Linked DNA regions of Mus musculus: region 1 is linked to region 2. A link is a loop called in an ENCODE intact Hi-C map of the cell type or tissue named here. Cell type or tissue: left cerebral cortex. All regions are shown on one strand. Each heading gives the region's core, and the rest is flanking DNA. Links, peaks and the distances in the headings are about the cores only.

Region 1 (9,061 bases), core at 630-8,629, 63 kb after region 2:
CTGGAGCAAGCTGACACCAGTACAACGGCAGGTTCAGTGAAAAGACCGTTTCAAGTGAAAAGGGATAGGATATTTGATGTCCTCCTCTAGCCTTAAACGTCTACACAGATACATGCATACACACTTCAACACACACACAGATGGAGAATATGGTTGTCCTTCAGCATCATGATCCATACATGTTGAACTCTTGTAAAATCATGTAGCATTTGTTGAAGACCTATGCAGATTCTTATATTTCATTTGTTCCTTTATTGCACATTGCCACTAAGGTTGTAGTCTACCATGTCCAGATGGCTCCTCTGAGCAAAATGGAGGACTCCCATTTCTTACCAGGGCTTCCTCTTCTCTCTCTGATCTGGGGAACCTAACCCCCAATCTCCCACCTGAGGAATTTCACATGGTCCTTGGCAACTTCCTCTTTCCTGATAAGAATCTGTCCAGCAAGTACAAGGGATTCCTAGAAGGTCTCTCCATGCAAACGAAGCATTCATAGTACTCAATTTAAACTCCAGCCAATGAAACTTCACCTTAAGAAGAACATCTTCTGCTCACAGTCAGCTATTGGATGGATCACAGGGCCCCCAATGGAGGAGCTAGAGAAAGTACCCAAGGAGCTAAAGGGATCTGCAACCCTATAGGTGGAACAACATTATGAACTAACCAGTACCCCGGAGCTCTTGTCTCTAGCTGCATATGTATCAAAAGATGGCCTAGTCGGCCATCACTGGAAAGAGAGGCCCACTGGACACGCAAACTGTATATGCCCCAGTACAGGGGAATGCCAGGGCCAAAAAAAATGGGAATGAGTGGGTAGGGAAGTGGGGGGGAGGGTATGGGGGACTTTTGGGATAGCATTGGAAATGTAATTGAGGAAAATATGTAATAAAAAAAAAAAGAAGAACATCTTCCCATTCTTCAAGGTTCATAAATAGCCCTTGTCCACCCCAAATAGAGGTACGGGCATAAGCTAAGACCACGTAAGAGAGCTGTTTCATTAAAATCATCAGAGAAATCCCTCCCCACACCAGGTCTGGCACTCACTCCTAGCCAGACCAGGATCCTACAGACCCCACCTGCTCTGGTTCCAGCCTAGTGTGTAGTGATGCCTGGACATACCGAGAGGGAGGAAACAGAGGAACCACAGGAGAAACCGTAGCACATATATCAAATTCCTATGTTGGAGTGACCCCAAGTTTTCAAGCAGGTCACACATACACTTCACAATTCGCCACATCCCTAGCCATCCAGGTTCTTTTTTTTTTTTTTTTTTTTTTTTTTTTTTTTCCGAGACAGGGTTTCTCTGTATAGCCCTGGCTGTCCTGGAGCTCACTTTGTAGACCAGGCTGGCCTTGAACTCAGAAATCTGCCTGCCTCTGCCTCCCGAGTGCTGGGATTAAAGGCATACGATACCACGCACAGCTGCCATCCATGTTCTTTAAACCTCACTAGATTATTGCAATGTCAGAATGTCAGTGCTATATAGTTTCGCTAAACCTTTTTTCTTCTGGCAGGGTTAGTGGGGATGATAACCAAAAGAAGTACATGTTCTATACAGTTCAAGTTTTAAACTACTTTTTACCAATAGTTGAGTCTACAGATGAATTACCTGCAGACTCAGAAAGGCAGACTTCATGTTTTGTCCATATATTTAATAGGAGGCTAATATCTTGCTCTTAAGGAAGTTACAGACTATGGAAAGCCCAATAATTGCATTTGCAAACACATGGGCAAGGCTGTGATGGGAACTAAGCCAAGTGGAGTAGAGTGAGAAGAGTCTGTAGGACAAGAGACTAAATCCATGAACTTCAAGAAGTTCAATATAGTCAGAGCCTAACGTGTCCTGGAAGATGGGGAGGGGAGGCACATGCAGGAAGTGGGGAGAGAGAGAGCTGGGCAACACTGAGGGTGTGTGTGGTTAAACCACAAAGGACTTAGTAATTTATGTTGAGAAACTGGGCTTTAACCCAAGGGCCCATAATAGGCACTAAGAGATTTGCATTTGAGATTCCTTTGCCTGGAATGTGCAGAAGAGACAGGGAGGAGGAAGCACAGCTGGGCTGAAGGAAAGAGAAATGATGCAGCGGGGCAGGGTCTGTGTACTAAGGGATATACAGTATATACATTATATATTCTGGGTACAGTCAAAACTGTGAGTCCAGTGGTTTATGAGGAAAATAGGGCGTGGATAAAAATTCAGACTGTGAATTTATCTTTGGAAGTCACCAACAAAGTTTGTTGGAGATATGAGTGGGAAAGACTTGCCTGAGCAAGAGTCCCATGGGTCTAGGGGCATGGATACTGCAAGAGGAAGAAGGTGAATACCAAGTGTGAAGGAATAGGCATGCCCAGGTAGGGATGGAATCAGCAGTGGAGTAGAAGCGGTGCAGTAGGAGAGGATGTGACTGCCTGTGAAGGTCTTGGGCTCTGCCTGCAGATAGGGGCAGTGATTCATTACCGTTCCACTGTCCTTATTGGAAGATAGAACCCACCTACCAAAGATGTCTCACCCTCCAATGTAAATCTGCAAGCACAGAATGAAAACTTAAATGCTTTTCTTGATTCCTCTCCTATTTCATAAATAAATGCAAGTCCTTACAAACACACAGAGGGTGATGAATTTTTCAGAGAGGCAGGGCTGCTGAAAGGAAACAGGAGAGATAGATTGCCTGCACCCTATCCTACAAGGCTTTTCTCCCTCTCTGTTAGATTCCTGTTATAAAGTCATGACATTTTCTGATTCTTTGGTAGGATGTAGCTGTTTCGTTTTCAGAAGGGATACATACACATGACAAATGAGAATCTGAAATGACTGGGATTGACCACTATGTCATGAGCCAAGTCTACTTCAACAATCTCAGAAAAGAAATGTGGGGGAATCTACTAGTTGTCAGAGAATTCAAGGGATGTTGAGTGCTACAAACCCAAATGTAATCCTGTGTCACAATCACCATTCCTGTGGTTTTGGGTTTGTTCTGTAATTTTGGTTTTCTCATCTTCAAATGGGACAATGCTGCACCTGCCTTGAAGGTTACTGAAATATGAGAAAGAACATTTATTAAGGTATTGCCAGGTATCAAGAACTGCTCAAGGAAGTCTAAATGGATTCATACTTGATACTAATCACAACAGAGAGATGAAGCGACTTACTAGGTCAGGTTACTAGATGGAGCCAGAACTTGAACCCATAATCCAGAGAACTTGGTTTAAACAGCAGTTTGTATTTTTTTTCTTTAAACACAAGCAGATCACCTTACATTAGAGTCTGATCTAGTGAAGACTACACATTTACTATTAATAAACAGAGCATCTGATTTTCCTAAGGTAAGATGGGGTTCACGGTACTCTTTATATAGCCCAGTTTCAGATCATTATCTAAAAATATTTGTGCTTAGAAGACTCATTTAGTATGAATGAAAAAAAATACTTCTGCTTTTACTAATCCTATCAAAAGAGAAAAGTAGAGAGAAAACAAAATAGATATTTCTTCTGGATGACCTGCTGACAATGAAACCTTGTCCCAAGGCTCTGAAGTGTGCTTACCTCCATCTCACAGTATTGCTTATTGTTAGGTCGAAAGTGTGCCCCCAAGATGGCAGCGCTGGTGACAATGTCCTCAATGCCAAATGGAATCAGCTCAGGCTGGACTCTGACCAGATAAACAGAAGGCTCACTAGCAGATAAAACCTACTTAGCATTCCTCAGAAACATGAAGCAGGTAGGTTTCTGTTTGTCAGGATAAGTCTTTACTTTTTCATGCACATGCCCATACATCGGAGTGCCTCCACTAGGGACATCTGGTTTCCAATTAACACAAACAGACCAAAGTCCCCATGCTAGTTTCTTCGGTGTTCTGCCCTGCACCCCACTCCCCGATTCTCTAGTTCTCAGGCTGTTCTGGCGCACATGCTTCCCCCAACCACTACCTGTCCCCCAGGGACTAAGCCATCATCAACAAAGGAGTACACATGGCTCCAGCTGCATATGTTGCAGAGGATGGCTTTGTCACGCATCAATGGGAAGAGAGGTCCTTGGTCTTATGAAGGCTCGATGCCCCAGTGTAGGGGAATTGAGGGTGAGAAGGTGGGAGTGGGTGGATGGATGGAGGAACACCCTTATAGAAGCAGGGGGGGGGGGAGGATGGGATGGAGGTTTCTGGGGGGGGCAGGAAGGGGGATAACATTTGAAATGTAAATAATGAAAATATACAATTTAAAAGAAAAAAAACCTAGCAAATCTTACTCCCATTTGTTCTCTATTTTTGAGACAAAGACAGTTTGGATCCACAATAAACCTTTCTTTCTATGGAGTGGTCCCATTTAAATTCATTGCACCTTGCTTACACATATCAATAAAATTTCAGCCAGTGTCTACCCCCCACCCCTTGTAACTCCTCCTCCTTTCTCCATGAAAAACCATCTGTTCCATCTGGGTTCTTCATTGTGCCCAGACAAATCTGTGTCACAAACAAGAGAAATTAGCACTTCTAGAAATGTCTGTACTCAGAAAAATATGTAACTCAGTCTGTAAGACAGCTCTTTCTTTTCCTCACTCCCACCTGGCTTTGTCCTCATTCCCAAACCTAGGAGCTCCATATTTACCAAAACTATCTCTACCTTTATTTTCTAAAAACATTAAATAGTGCAGATCAATTAAATCTTTTAAACTAGTATATTGAAGTTTTCCAAAACAATTATCACTGCCTATTATACAGCATGTTTTTTTTTATAGAAAGATCAAACAATGACTAAATTTTTTTTGTGATCAAAGGGAGGAAATGACATTAAAAATGTAAGGGCTTAGAGACTGAAGTTATTTAAGAGATATAAAACAGTGTGAATGTTCTATTTAATGTGTGTTGCGTTGTAAAAAGCACAACCTATTTTGGCGTATTGTAAGAGCAAGCATATAATTACACTGAGCCATTCATGGATGGTGGCTTCTGTGAAGCATCCTCTGAGGACAACTTTCCTTCCTAGGCTTTGCTCCAAGACCACTCCCCTACCTATTTTTGCCTTATAATAAAGGGCTTCTCTTCTAAGGTTTATAGGCACAGGAGTTGCAACAGTTTATTCTAGTATTTTGTTTCTTTCATTTTGACTTGGAAAACTTCAGAGGCCTCATTAGAGGAATAGAATGTCACCAGTAGAAATCTAGCTAAGACTCAGAATTTATAAACTGATAGACAATTTAAAGGCCAAAAAAGGACTTATATAGTCATAAATCTAGTCAATAATAAAGCATGCTTTAAAAAAAATGAATTTCGTAGTGCATACAGTGTGTTTGGATCATATTCTCCTCCCACTGTTTCCCCTAACTCCTGCTAGATACACTCTCACACTCCCCTCCCCAGACACCAGGACCAAGTTTCAGCCCACAGGAGTTTTGTTTGACTTAGAGGGACAAAGGGCAAGAAGAAAGAGACAAAGACAGAAAACAGAGGACTGGGGAGAAGGGAAATGAAATAAGGGAGATAGAGAAGAAATATTTTTCCTGGAGGGACAAAGAACTGATTCTGGATAGAGAGGAGGCCTGGAGGCAAAGGGCAGTTTATAAAGAGAAAAGGGGAAGCCCTGTGTTAGCATGATGTGTTTAACTTTGATTGAACATGTTAATTAGGTAAGCCAAAGGGAGTCTTTTGGTTGTTAGACACCTGGACTTTGGTAGTCAGCCTGGGGTTGAGAAAGTGGCCCATAAGGGACTAGACCTTGGTTGCTAGCTTTAGGAATATAATGGCTTTTAATGGGGGGCGGGGTGTAAAAGGTAAAATCTGTCGGTGCCATGTTTGCCCTGCTACTGTCCGTCAACCGTCAACAGCACCTCAGCTGGTTGAATGAAGGCCTGAGAGCCCCTTCTTGCTCTTCACTGGCTTGCTGACTGCTGACTGCGTGCAAGCAGCCGGAGCTGTGGGTTCATGAGCGCAGTGGTCCTGCCATGTCCAGAAGATGCTGGTATGCCCAGGTCTTCCCTAACCTCCGGCTCTTACTATCTTTTGGCTCTCTCCCCAAAGTGGCCTTGATCCTTGGGAAGAGAGTGTGATATGTTCCATCTATGCCTGAGCAACCCAGATACTTGTCCTCTGTATTTTGACTAGTTTTGTGAGTTTCTGCATTAATCTTGTCCACTGAAATTTCCCTGGTAAGTTCTAAGATCGGCACTAATCCATAGATACAGCACAAGAATTTAGAGGTAGTTTGACACTTAGCAAAATATTACTAGTAGGTTCATCCCTTTGGTTTCAATCCATTGGATAGTTTTTGGCTATAATAACAGCACTCCCTGTGGAGTGGTTCTTAAATACAATCAGAAAATTGTGGTAGTATTGCACCCATGGCTGTATCTTGCTATACCTGTCATTATTGCCTGTCACAGGCATCACAACGGTACGACTGTTGAGTTTTCCCTCAGCAGCCTACCTAGCACTTTCCAGTACTGTGCAAAGTAGCCAGGAAACCTGTTCAGTTCCACCTTGAATTCTCTAAGTCCCTTGATCAAGTATGTAGTGTCTTCAGGATTAGCATGGTTCTGTTGGGCAAACAAGAGCACTGGCAACAGTCTGCATTGTTTGGGAGTATCCAGGACTCTGACCAACAACTCAAAGGGAGGATTTTCACACCTGGTAGCTGAGTTTATTATGTGGCAACTTATGGCTTCCGAGAGGTGTATTATACTTTATGTAGGGTAACTCCAATCAACTGCTTTATATGAAAAACATGTATGTGTGTATATTTGGAAATTTTATGAAAATTACTTCTGTGTGCAGAGTGATGTGTGTATGTGGCAGCACATGCTGTGGTGTGCCTATGGAGGTAAAAGTGTTAGGTAGCGAACCTTGATATTAAGGTAGCAGTCCCCCATGACTGGATGGCTTTCTGAGCTCCGTGCAAAATAGGGAACTCCTTTTCTTAGCAGGACTTCCCTGACTCTGCCTTTGTCTGGAGTGTCCCTGAACACAGGTCTTGTCTGAAAAGTCACCTTGTACAGAGCTCTCTAGAAAGCAGCATAACTAAGCACACATGTCCCACTTTGGCTTCCTGCCTGCATGATAATTCGGTGCTGTATTATAACCAATCAGTCCTTCCTGTTCACTTGATGTTATTGTCAATGAACCCTTTCCACCCATATCCATAAAAAAGCCCTCATATACCCTACCCCTGAAACAATAACATAGACTGGTGTCATTGCAGCAGTCTCCAGGGGTCATTCTGTCCATACTCACGGCTGCCTGAACCTTGCTCTCTATCTCTGTGTAGTGGTGTAAAATCCAAAATAAGTTCAAGACCACCCAGCCCCTTCCGTTCTGAAGGGACTTTCCAAACTGTATAGCTTTAGTGGTCAAAATGACTAAGTCTACAGCTGCCAAAACAAGAAGAGCTGTTCTCAGAAAAATAACCCTAACAAAATAGCAGTTCCCAGAAAAATTCCCCTACCCGACCCCATATTGAATCCCAAGAGAGAAAGACCACAAACTGCCCTGACCTTGTCGATAGAATTCCCCGTGACGTTAATAGCCATGACATTAATAACTGTGACGTTAATAGCTGACCCATATGTACAAAACATACTGCTGCTTTGCTGACCAATCATAATAACTCACCATAAAAAGAGTATAAAGGAGCTGTGCTTTTTGAATTCGGGGTTGACTCTCCCTGCGAGGCTGAGCAACCCCACGTGCGTCGGAACAATAAACCTCTTGCCATTGCAGCGATCTATCTTCAAGTTGTGTTTTTGGGGGTCGCACACTCAATACTAAGGCCTTAGGATCTTACAGTAGCTATTCCTGGTTGTCAACTTGAATGAATTACAACCCAGAATTGGAGGCTCGCCAGTGATCCTAATCTGGAGGCTGGGAGACACAAGTTTCTGACTTGGATTTTGGCATGGAGAGCTTGAGGCATAGTGGCTATGGATTCCAGAAGATTAAGACAGGGAGATCTCTGAGTTCAATCTGAGATTAAAGGCGTGGTGACACACACCTTTAATCCGGGCTACACCTTCTGCTGGAGACCTACATAAGGACATTGGAAGAAGGAAGATTTACACTCTTTCTCCTTCGGCTGCTTGCCTTGTGGGGCTGAGCAACTGCTAGATCCTTGGACTTCCATTCATAGCTGCTGCTGACCATTGTAGAAAGTTGGATTGCAGACTGTAAATCATCAACAAATTCCTTTACTATGTAGAGACTACTGATAAGTTCTGTGGCTCTAGAGAACCCTGACTAATATATTCCTCATGGCTTGTTCAGCCTGCTTTCTTGTAGAAGCCAGAACCTCCAGCCCAGGGATGGCACCACTCACAATGGGCTGGGACCTCCTCCATCAATCATTAAGAAAATGCACTATAGCCAGATCTTATAGAGGCATTTTCTCAACTGAGGCTCCCTCCTCTTTGATGACTCTAGCTTGTGCCAAGTTGACATAAAACTAGCCAGCACTTCAGTCAAGGTAAGTTGTCCACCATCAGAGGCAGTAATAATACCTGGAAACTGGGCCATTTCCAGCTCCCTGGCTCTGTGTAAACTGCTTCATACAAGTCATCCTGAGGATTGCTCCCTGTGACATGAGGAGTGTTTTCCCTACCTTTATGATGAGGAAAGTTGGGCTTAACTTTAGTGGCTTGCCCAAGGTGACCCAGCTACCAGGTACTAGAGCTTCAAGCAGAGCTGTCTATTGGAACAAAGATCTGGAGAATGACCTAGGAGGAGTCAGACTCAGGCTACAGAGATTTTGGGCAGGGCCAGGTCCATGTCCAAGGCAGTCAAGGAGCTGGGAAGATACAGTGTGATCACCCAGGCTCTGATACTGATATGACGGCTGTTACCTCCATCAGGGAGAGGCAGGAGCTAGCATGACCATACATTGAAGGAATGAGGTAAAAAAGCAGTAGGCAGGGAGCAGAGAATGTTACATGTGCTCTGGAAACATCCTAGTCCTGGGATATGGAATCGGGAGAGATGTCAGAATGCCCTAGCAAGAGGGCTGGAGCCTGGAGACAGAAGAACACAGAAATCAGGAATTGGACTTTGTACCACAGCTGAAGGCTGCAGCCAGATGCCCTAGTG
Region 2 (9,061 bases), core at 464-8,463:
TCCCCTCTGTATCTTTTACAAGGCCATCTTCATTTAAGAATAGTAGCCATATTGGCTCAAAGCCTCTGATACTCCACTGTGACTTCATCTTAGCAATGTTTGCAATGCTCCTACTTCCAAATGAGGTCACATTCTGATATAAGGGCTATCAAGACTTCAACATATATTTTGTGGGTCACAGTTCAGCCCATTTTGCTACATAAAAATGACAAGAATTTGAGTTCAATTTGACATATAATTTTTTTATACTAAAGTCACATAGACATACATGTTATTTACAGAGAGGTGAGGTGGGGGATGGCTTGATGGCACTACAAATTCTATGTGAACTCCAAACATCCTCAGCCACTGTTGCTGCTGACATACATTTTATTTTTATGTGCAATTCAGACATCCACCCTGCTTCTACACACATGGGTTTTGCTTAAAACCTTTACCCACTCTAACAACCTCACAAGAAAAGATCCCATTGTACCACATGGTATTAATTTTGCAGTCTTCTTAAGACCTCATTGAATATGAGACATTTACATTTTAGTGTACACAGCTTTTCATTGGGAAGATCCACATCCAGTCTCTCTAGTCTCTTCTTGGCTGTGCCACTATTTGGAATTGTCTCTTTTCTAGTCATATCCCCATGTAGGCTCTGTCCTGGCCCAACCCTATCAGTCCTGGTTATCTGTCTGGACTCTACACAAACTTTGCATTGCCTGTCTCACCCCTCAGAACACTCAGGTATTTTACTTATTTTAAACTCTGCAATGGAAGCTTGCTTCCATAATTCCAAAGTCCACCAGATGAGTGGTTATAGACAAGCAACAGAGACCTGTTTTCGGAAATATTAAACTGAACTCCAAGTTCCCATGCTTAAACATCTCAGATCAGTTTATAATGGCATTTATAGAAGGGCTGGGTCCAAGCCTTGTACTTACAAAAATTTTGTATCAATAGAAGACATTTATACCAGTGAAAACCTTGATTTTTTTATTAAAATAAATTCTGTAAGAATTAAGAAGTCATAAGAAATTATGACTTCAACTTAGTAACAATTATAAAGATTTCAACCAAATGAGTTTATGGGTATATAATCAATTCTAGCTATTTCCTCTCTGTTCCAATTATGACCATTACTAAATTCCCTAAAAAGGCAACCTTAGAATACCCACCTCTACCTCCAAAGCCAAGGGAACTGGAACAACAACTCTTCATAACATCTTCAAGGTGAATATGGGTGTTGAGATATTTTTGAAAGGGGGGGGTAGGGAAAATGGGGAGTTGGTTGGCCTTAAGAAGTTCACACCAATGATTGTATTAGTCTTTGATGTGTGTCCTAACTGGATCTGACTGAAAGTCCAAAACAGCAGGAGTTCAAGCAGGTCAGTTTAGCATGCCTGATGATGAGACTCGCCAAAGTTGTTTATTCTGTAATATACAAATCTCAAAACAAAATTTTGGTACCATCAAGATAACTTCTTTTTTGATTCTCTGGAATCTAGTTGTCTGGGGGGGGTCTCCCTCTATCAAATCTGATCCATATTACTCTGGAAGGTATATAGACACTAATCACCTTTTCTAAAAATGCAAAGACAAATCCTTTCTCCCAAATCAGCATATCCTTGAGCCAATAACCAGAAAACCTTTATATTGACCTTTATATTCCCAGAGGAATAATATAACCACAAAACTCAAAATCACACCCATTTTGAAAGTTAAAGCAATCCAAAACAAATGAAGTAAACTAAAGTACTGTATGTGCCTATTCTTAGGCCTTTTCTATTTTGCCAAGCAATAACTAATTGCTAATAACCCAAGCAATAACTAATGGCTAATAACCCAAGATTCACGTGGAGCCCATGTTAGACAGAATTTGAGAATCCTGTGAGTTGTATTAGAGCAATATATCTTTGTACCTTCTTTCTGTTTGGCTCTCTTCCTAATGCAGTCATTCTGTTATGCCGTCTATCTGTTCAGTTCTCTACCTGGAGCCACAGACATTTATTAATTAATACCTCTTATGGCAGGTAATTATCACTGTCCTCTCTACTTGGAGTCAGTGACTAATTTTCCCTATCCTGGTTCTGAACCGTGGGTGAAAATCCCCGTCTCAGCCAGCGCTACCCAGCTACTCACTTAAAAAATAAAATAAAATAAAATTCTAATTCTCGGGCAAATAATCTTAAATTTCTAGTGGGTTCTTGCCCAACATGTTGGTTCACCCCCTGTTGCAGGAAATATTAAATATTCTAAGTTCCCGAGCTTCTCCCAGCTACTCTCAGCACCGGCAGTCTTGCGGGGCAGTTCTTATCTCTTGGAGACTCTCTGACTCAGGGCTCCAAAATCTCTCCACCCAGCTTGCTATCCCATCTAAAAAGCCTCTAACTTTCTCTTCTCTGTCCATCCAACCTGGAAGTTTTGCCTACTCGCCCAGTGATTGGTTATTCATCTGAGGGAAGGTTCACAAGAAGTCACCTGAGTACAAGACTCATTCCTTGTTCCCGACAACCTCTCATGGGAAAGTAGAATTAACATCAAAATACAGGCATCACCAGGGCCATCTACAAAGGAGAACCTATTGTTGGTTATAGACAAGCAATGGAGAACCTATTACAGACAGACAAGAAATGCAGAAACTATACCAAATACGTATTTCTAATTCACCATTTCCATATTCTCATTGTTGTGATCATAAAAAGAGAAAGAGCTATAAGAATATGTTCTCATAGGGTGTGGGGTAAGGAGGTGCCTCAGTGGGACCATGCTGAGGCATCTCTATCCCCTGAGGGACCAGCCATACCAGCCATACATAGGTATAGTATAGAATAGAGTTTATTTAGGGCATGGGGATGGGGAGTTAAGAGGGTAGTAGCGGCAGAGAAAGGCAGAGCAAAGGAGAGAGTAGATAAGTGGAGGCAGGCCATGACCATGTGGAGAGAGGGGGAAAGGGAATGGAGAGAGAGGGGGCACAAAGGGGCAAGAGGCAAGAGAGAGGCAAGAGTGTAAGAGGGTAAGGGAGAGAGAGAGAGAGGAGGGGTCAAGCAGCCCCTTTTATACTCGGCCAAGCCTACTTGGCTATTGCCAAGTAACTGGGGGTGAAGTTTAGACAGAATGCGAATACTCATAGAATTATTTTTGTAAGCCATCAGAATAGTGGCTACATTTTTACATTACATTTTCTTACAGGATGCTCTAAACTCAGAATACAACTAATCCTTAAAGTTGATCTCATGAAAATGTAGAAAACCTTCTCAGTATGGCTTTATTATGCTTAGAAGAGGATTCAAGCTCTCCTGTTTTTGTCTCTGGTTTGCACGGGTTTCCAGAATGGTTATCTGAAGTTCCTAAGTAAATTTAGTGCTCTCTTCACAGGGACAGAATAGGCAGCAAAGTGAGGGCCCATGTACCAGAGTCTCTGCCAGCCACAGCACAGCTGGTGTAAGTCACACCAACTCCCAGGGAAGCAGAACTCAGAGTCTGGGGAAAATCTGTTCAGATTCAGCTACAGTCAGTGCTGTGTGCAAAGCCTCTCTGGAGAGACCCTCAGGATTTCTTTATCCTGTGGTTAGTAATTCCATCTGGATATGTCTGGAATATTCAGTTATTTCTTCTCTTCCAAGGTTAAATTTAAAACAAGATCCCCTTAATGTAGCATATTATTAAGATTTAGCTGGTTGGTTTTTGTGTTTCTAAAACTGGGATAGTCACACAACTGCCAGTGAAAGCTCTCGGTTTATATTCCCTTTGAGAGTAACCTGGTGATTTGAATAACAGTGCCATTAGGGATTTCCATTACATTAAAAATATTCATAAGTTTGTTCTTCTGGTTATTGCACAAGTAAGAAAAGACCTTTCCTTATAGCAATGGGCATGGCAGGAGAAAGCAAGGCCTTTGACATCTGAGAATTCTGTGACTAAAACTAACAAATGGTGAGCATTATTAACAAGCATGATAATTATGCTCTAGGTGACATAAAGCCTTAGGCATGACAAGAAACCTTCCAGACAGCTCTCTAGAGAGAAAATGCCTTTAATATAAGCCTTAAAAACCACAGGAAATGAAGAACTGTAGCCTAGCACTTGCATATATCCTTAGGAGTCTCCATGATCCAAACACATTTGCATGGTAATATGTGCTGTCTCCATAGTGGCTGCAGTAACATGCCCTATAGAGTAGCAATACAATTCAGTCAGCTCTGACAGACAGGACCAGAGACAGGTGAGTTGATGGGCAGCCCTGATCCACTGGTCTCTCTGCTGGGAAAGGTCTTCTTCATGCTCTGTATAGGAACAATTTTGATCACAGCTTATAGCATCTCCCAAGAAGAGGGTACTTGGGTCCATTATAGCCCAGGACTGTAGCATACTTATATGGCGCTGGTTGGTCTAACACCTGCTATAGGCTTCTTGCTATCATAGGATTCTCACTATCACACCATTCATAACCAAACAGCAGACCATTCCTGTTGGCCCTGTTTGAAGATTCAGTAACTGCAACCCTCATTTTCAAAGCAACGATGGAGCCTGTATTTCATCCTCAGACTATCGTGCTTTCCAACTTGCCAGCATGTTTCTGAATGTCTGCAGAACATGAGAGCTCATGTTTCACACTTCAGCAACTCATTTTATTTCCTGACTTCTCTTATTCATGGCTCACACTCCCTACACTGTGGTGTTCAATCTTCAGGGAACATTTGAATCATATAAGTGCTTTCCTTATACATACATGATGGCTCTTCTGACCCACTCCAACATTGTTGTAATAGGTCTCTGATGGAACCAACAAATCTGTACTTTACTATTCTCCCTGTACTCCCATATCACCAATTCAAATGTCTTTATGAGAAACACTGAATTACACTAAGTCACAGAGTAAAAATTTAGTAAATATTACTAAGTGCTATATGCTTACTTGTAAATCACTAATATACAAGCAGGCAAGATGGTTCATCAGGCAAAGGATGGGCTACCAGAACCTCCACACATGTGCTGTAGCCCATGCTCTCACACACATATACATACACACACATACACACACATGCACACACACACAAAAAATTAATAATGATGTAATTTTTAAGTCACTAGGTACAGAAACATTGCTTTTTCCTGCACATAACAGAAACCCCAAGCAAAAAATGCTTAACTATAAAGGCACGAATTAGCCTATATAATGATGACAGCAATGAAATCTAGAGTTTGCTTACTTTGGTGGCCAAACAAAATCATCAAGCAGCCAGGTGTTTCCTTTTGTTTTGTACTCACAAGATAAGTTCAGATTCCCAGCACCCACAAGAAATAAAAGCCAGGTGTGGTGGCAGAAGTCTATAATCCCAGGGCTGGAGTACACAGATCCAGGCAGTTTGTTATGGGTTCAGGTCTAAGACATACCTAATGAGAGTTTTCAGGTTCTTGTGTCCCCTGAACAGTGAGTTAGACATGTGAATCATGATAGACCTGGAAAGAGAAAATGGCACTCCCAGCAGTAGAAGGTGAAAGACACATGTACGTGCCTGCTGAATTCTGGTCCTTTGTAGATTGTTAACATATGATCTACCTTCTCTTCATGTATCACAGACGTGCTTTGTTTGTTACATATAGTCCTGGTGAGAAAAGATTTTCATATGCTTCATATATTTATCATATGTCTCTCTAACACCATGAGCCTAGAGGTGGGAAACACAGGCAAGCTCTGTCAGACATACAAAGGACCCTCTGTCAGGTCTTTACTTTCTGCTACTTGGCAAGAAGCAAGTTGAGAGCCATTGCACTTTGAACTGTTTGCAGGGGCAGGGGAATCCCATGAAGGAAATGTCCCGATCACGTGTGCTTCTGTTTTCTTGTTATTGTGACTCAGCACTTTACAGAAGCCTACAGTTCTGCCTGATTCTTCTCAAAGGTCCCAAGAGTCTCAAGTTTCATATGAATAGTTTGTCCCCAGGGCAATAGAGAAGCCACAGGTAATGCTTGCTTCCTATTCACCCTCCCGCACACACTGGCCTGTCTCTTACCCCAAGCCACAGAGGCCTTCTAACATCTCCAAAGAACTGGACATTGCCTTCCAAAGCCATTTAGAGCAAAGCAAGACCTTCATGTTCACACACACAGCATATAAGCTGCCTCATTGGATCTGAGGAGACTTAAGGAGAGTTCACTAAAGCAAGTTCCAGAGCAGGCCACCTGCTGCCTCCTGGAAGCCTGCCCAACCTGGAAGGGGAATAAACTCTTCCTTCCTGAGAGCGCAAGTGGCAGGCACATTATAACATCAGTGTATTTAAAAACTCACCTATTTCCTTAAACATGAGTTTTTCACAGAGTTTTCTCTTCTCGGGTCTTCCAAGTTTTCATAGGAACTCTCTCAGGTTGAGAGAAGGGTAGTCATGCTAAAGCAACATTTTTGTCAAAACTGTTATCAACCCAGAAATTTCACCCCAAAGACCTCTAAGTCATTCAGGTCCTTTGGCTCTGTGCTTTGTCTCAGCTGATTCGTGTGTTTTCAAGGCAGATGTAGATCAGCTGCCATGGTTTTAAGAGAGAACTCAATGAAAATCACTGACATGCTCTCTCTCTCTCCCTCCCTCCCTCTCTCCCTCCCTCCCTCCCTCCCTCCCTTCCTCCCTTCCTCCCTCCCTTCTCTTCTCCTCTCTCTCTCTCTCTCTCTCTCTCTCTCTCTCTCTCTCTCTCTCTCTCTCTCTCTCTCTCTCTCTCTCACACACACACATGGGATGGGGGGGAGGGGAGAGGGGAGGGGATGGGAGGAAATCTGGAAGAAGCAGAAGGATGTAGCTGACAGGAGAGGAGCCTATGGAATGGTTTAAGGTAGAAGAGGCAGTGAGAAGGGCCAGAATGCTAGTGTGGACTTTGAAACCAGGTACATGTGAATTGATACTGAAGGAGTGTGGAGGCCAGCATGGGCTTTGATTTGTAACCACAGATATAGCCAAGGGAGGTGGTTCTTTCTGGCAGGCAGACTCCCTCTTTATTGGTTTCTGAGAGTTGCTACTTTTATAGTCTAGCTTAAACAGAGCAACGACTGTCATCTTGGAGTGATCCACTGCCTTTAGGGGAATTGGGGTTCCTTTTAGACCTGCCAGTGGTCACATTAGTTCTTGAGGTTCTTCCTCTTTTAAAGTCTTGAGTTCTCAAGGTGGCTAAAGCTGTTTGTGGCCCCTGAAGCCCCATCTAGAGCTAAGAATAGAATGGTATGATCTTGGGACAGCCTCACCAGTGATTCTGCAGTTGCTAGGACTCATGGGCAGAAAGGAAGACATTTTCCATAAAAACAAAGGCTGTTCCAGACATTCCAGATTCCTCCATGATCATATGCCAGGCCCCGGGCCTCTAGTAAATGTCAGGAAGCATCCAGGATTGGATAGAGCTGAGGTTGATAATGAGGTAAAATAGAGGCCCAGGTGGACAGTAGGGTAGAGTAGGGCCAAGATGGATAACTCAGTTCTTTTCTATGTAAATGCTGCTTGTGAGGATGTAATGTTGGCATGTGACCTCTGTTTAGACCACAGATTCTGCAGCAGCAGCTTCTCCCCCTTTCCTAGATACCTACTGAACACTGTAAGTCTCTAGCTGACAGGCAATCCCAGTGGAGTGTCTATACGCACCTGCTATCTATAAGGTTGCTAGGAAATGTGGTCTGGTTAGCCTCTAGATCAAACTCAACAACAATACTGAACATGTGTTTTCTCCATGACACATGTGCATGCACATACAAGGCACCAATCACGGTCAATTGCATTGTCTTCCCCAAATCGCCAAGTATTGCTAAATTTTCAGATATCATCCAATACTCTATTTCTAGATATATCTCAGTCTAACCAATGGTATATATATATATATATATATATATATATATATATATATATATCAATCTCACTATCTCATTTATTTTTCCTTACATCTAGTGTTTTTTTTAATTGCAACTTTGATTAAAGGAATCATTGCTCATTAAAACAGATTAGAATCTGTAAAATAACTGCTTTTCCCAAGCTCATTTCTAGTCTAGCTTCTGGGTGCTTAATCTCTATGATATCTGTCCTCCCCTTGTGTCCAGAATCTTTGCCTTAATCTCAGGCCATCAATGTTTTTGATACATCAATTTCTCTATTTCTTATCTACTGCCATATAGCAAAATCTGTCAAAATACAGTAGCATAAAACACCAAATATTTCCCCCCAATTTCTGTGGATTGGCAGTGTAGAGTGGCTCCCTAGGTGATTTGGGCTCAGATGGCCTCACAAGGTTATTATCCAAAGGCTGGGAGATCTCTCTTGAAGTGTGTAATCTCACCAGCACATTGCTGGGGGACCCCCTCCCCCCACCCAGTTCCAGGCTGCTTGAGTCATCAGTCTTTTCACAGTCACATAAACTGTTTTTAAATCATAGAATCTGTCCATACACCATAGTTTCAATCAGTCAAAGTGACAGGGTGCCATGATGAATCCTCCAGAATGCTCTCATTTTAAAGAAGGAAGACTGGACAAGCTCACCTGGTAAACATCTTATTCTTTGCTGTCTGTTTCTTCTGTTTGAAATATAGGCATAGTATGTCAAGGTGGTACAAGTACCTTCAGGCTGCAGATAAAGGTATGCTCCACAGTGGTGAGGGTTCCAAAGGAGCGTTCCTGTTTGAAGGCTTTCCTGGTCTAATATACCACTGCTGGGCCATCTCCCTCTAGACTTCTGCTTACATAGACCCAATTCCCTATTTTCTTATGACATTCTTTGAGAGTATTTACTATGCACACCTGTATACAACACTAGCTGATACATGAAGTCTCACACTGAAATATACCTTTGTAAAGAGTGTTCTTGTAGGAGCTGTGTGTGTGTCAAACAAAAGTCCCAAGGGAAAAAAAGGCTCTTTTACTAGACCACAGCAAAATTAAAGTCCCCAGGAAATTTAATAGCACTACAGACTAGTTTAAAGTTAATATAATTCTTCTACATACATCTAATGAAATTGTAGCCTTTAAAGAGGTCAGAAACCTGCACTCAAGAGCATTGGCAGTGACCTGTACTCAGGAATAAAATAATCAAGTACATTAGTCATGTG

Evidence for each region. Hi-C counts contacts between places; a loop is a spot of excess contacts. Peaks named below come from ENCODE experiments on the same cell type or tissue, not always from the same donor. Only the 100,000 strongest peaks of a DNase experiment are listed, where the experiment ranks them.
Region 1: it touches region 2 in a loop (4-fold over the local background); 3 of 42 quality-filtered maps call a loop at or near these places.

Annotation. Positions count from the first base shown.
Region 1 is chr13:76,190,512-76,199,572 of GRCm38, reverse strand. No RefSeq gene overlaps it. Among named protein-coding and RNA genes, the nearest start is that of Gm31219, 51 kb to the left of the region's middle. In left cerebral cortex, for the core only: no CTCF peak of the experiment used is centred there; DNase peaks (open chromatin) are centred at 1,912, 4,461 and 4,909; H3K27ac peaks cover 225 bases.
Region 2 is chr13:76,253,349-76,262,409 of GRCm38, reverse strand. All of the region lies in intron 3 of Fam81b (family with sequence similarity 81, member B), which reads left to right. All of the region lies in intron 1 of Gm31219 (a long non-coding RNA gene), which reads right to left. Among named protein-coding and RNA genes, the nearest start is that of Gm31219, 12 kb to the right of the region's middle. In left cerebral cortex, for the core only: no CTCF peak of the experiment used is centred there; DNase peaks (open chromatin) are centred at 3,405 and 4,569; H3K27ac peaks cover 1,637 bases.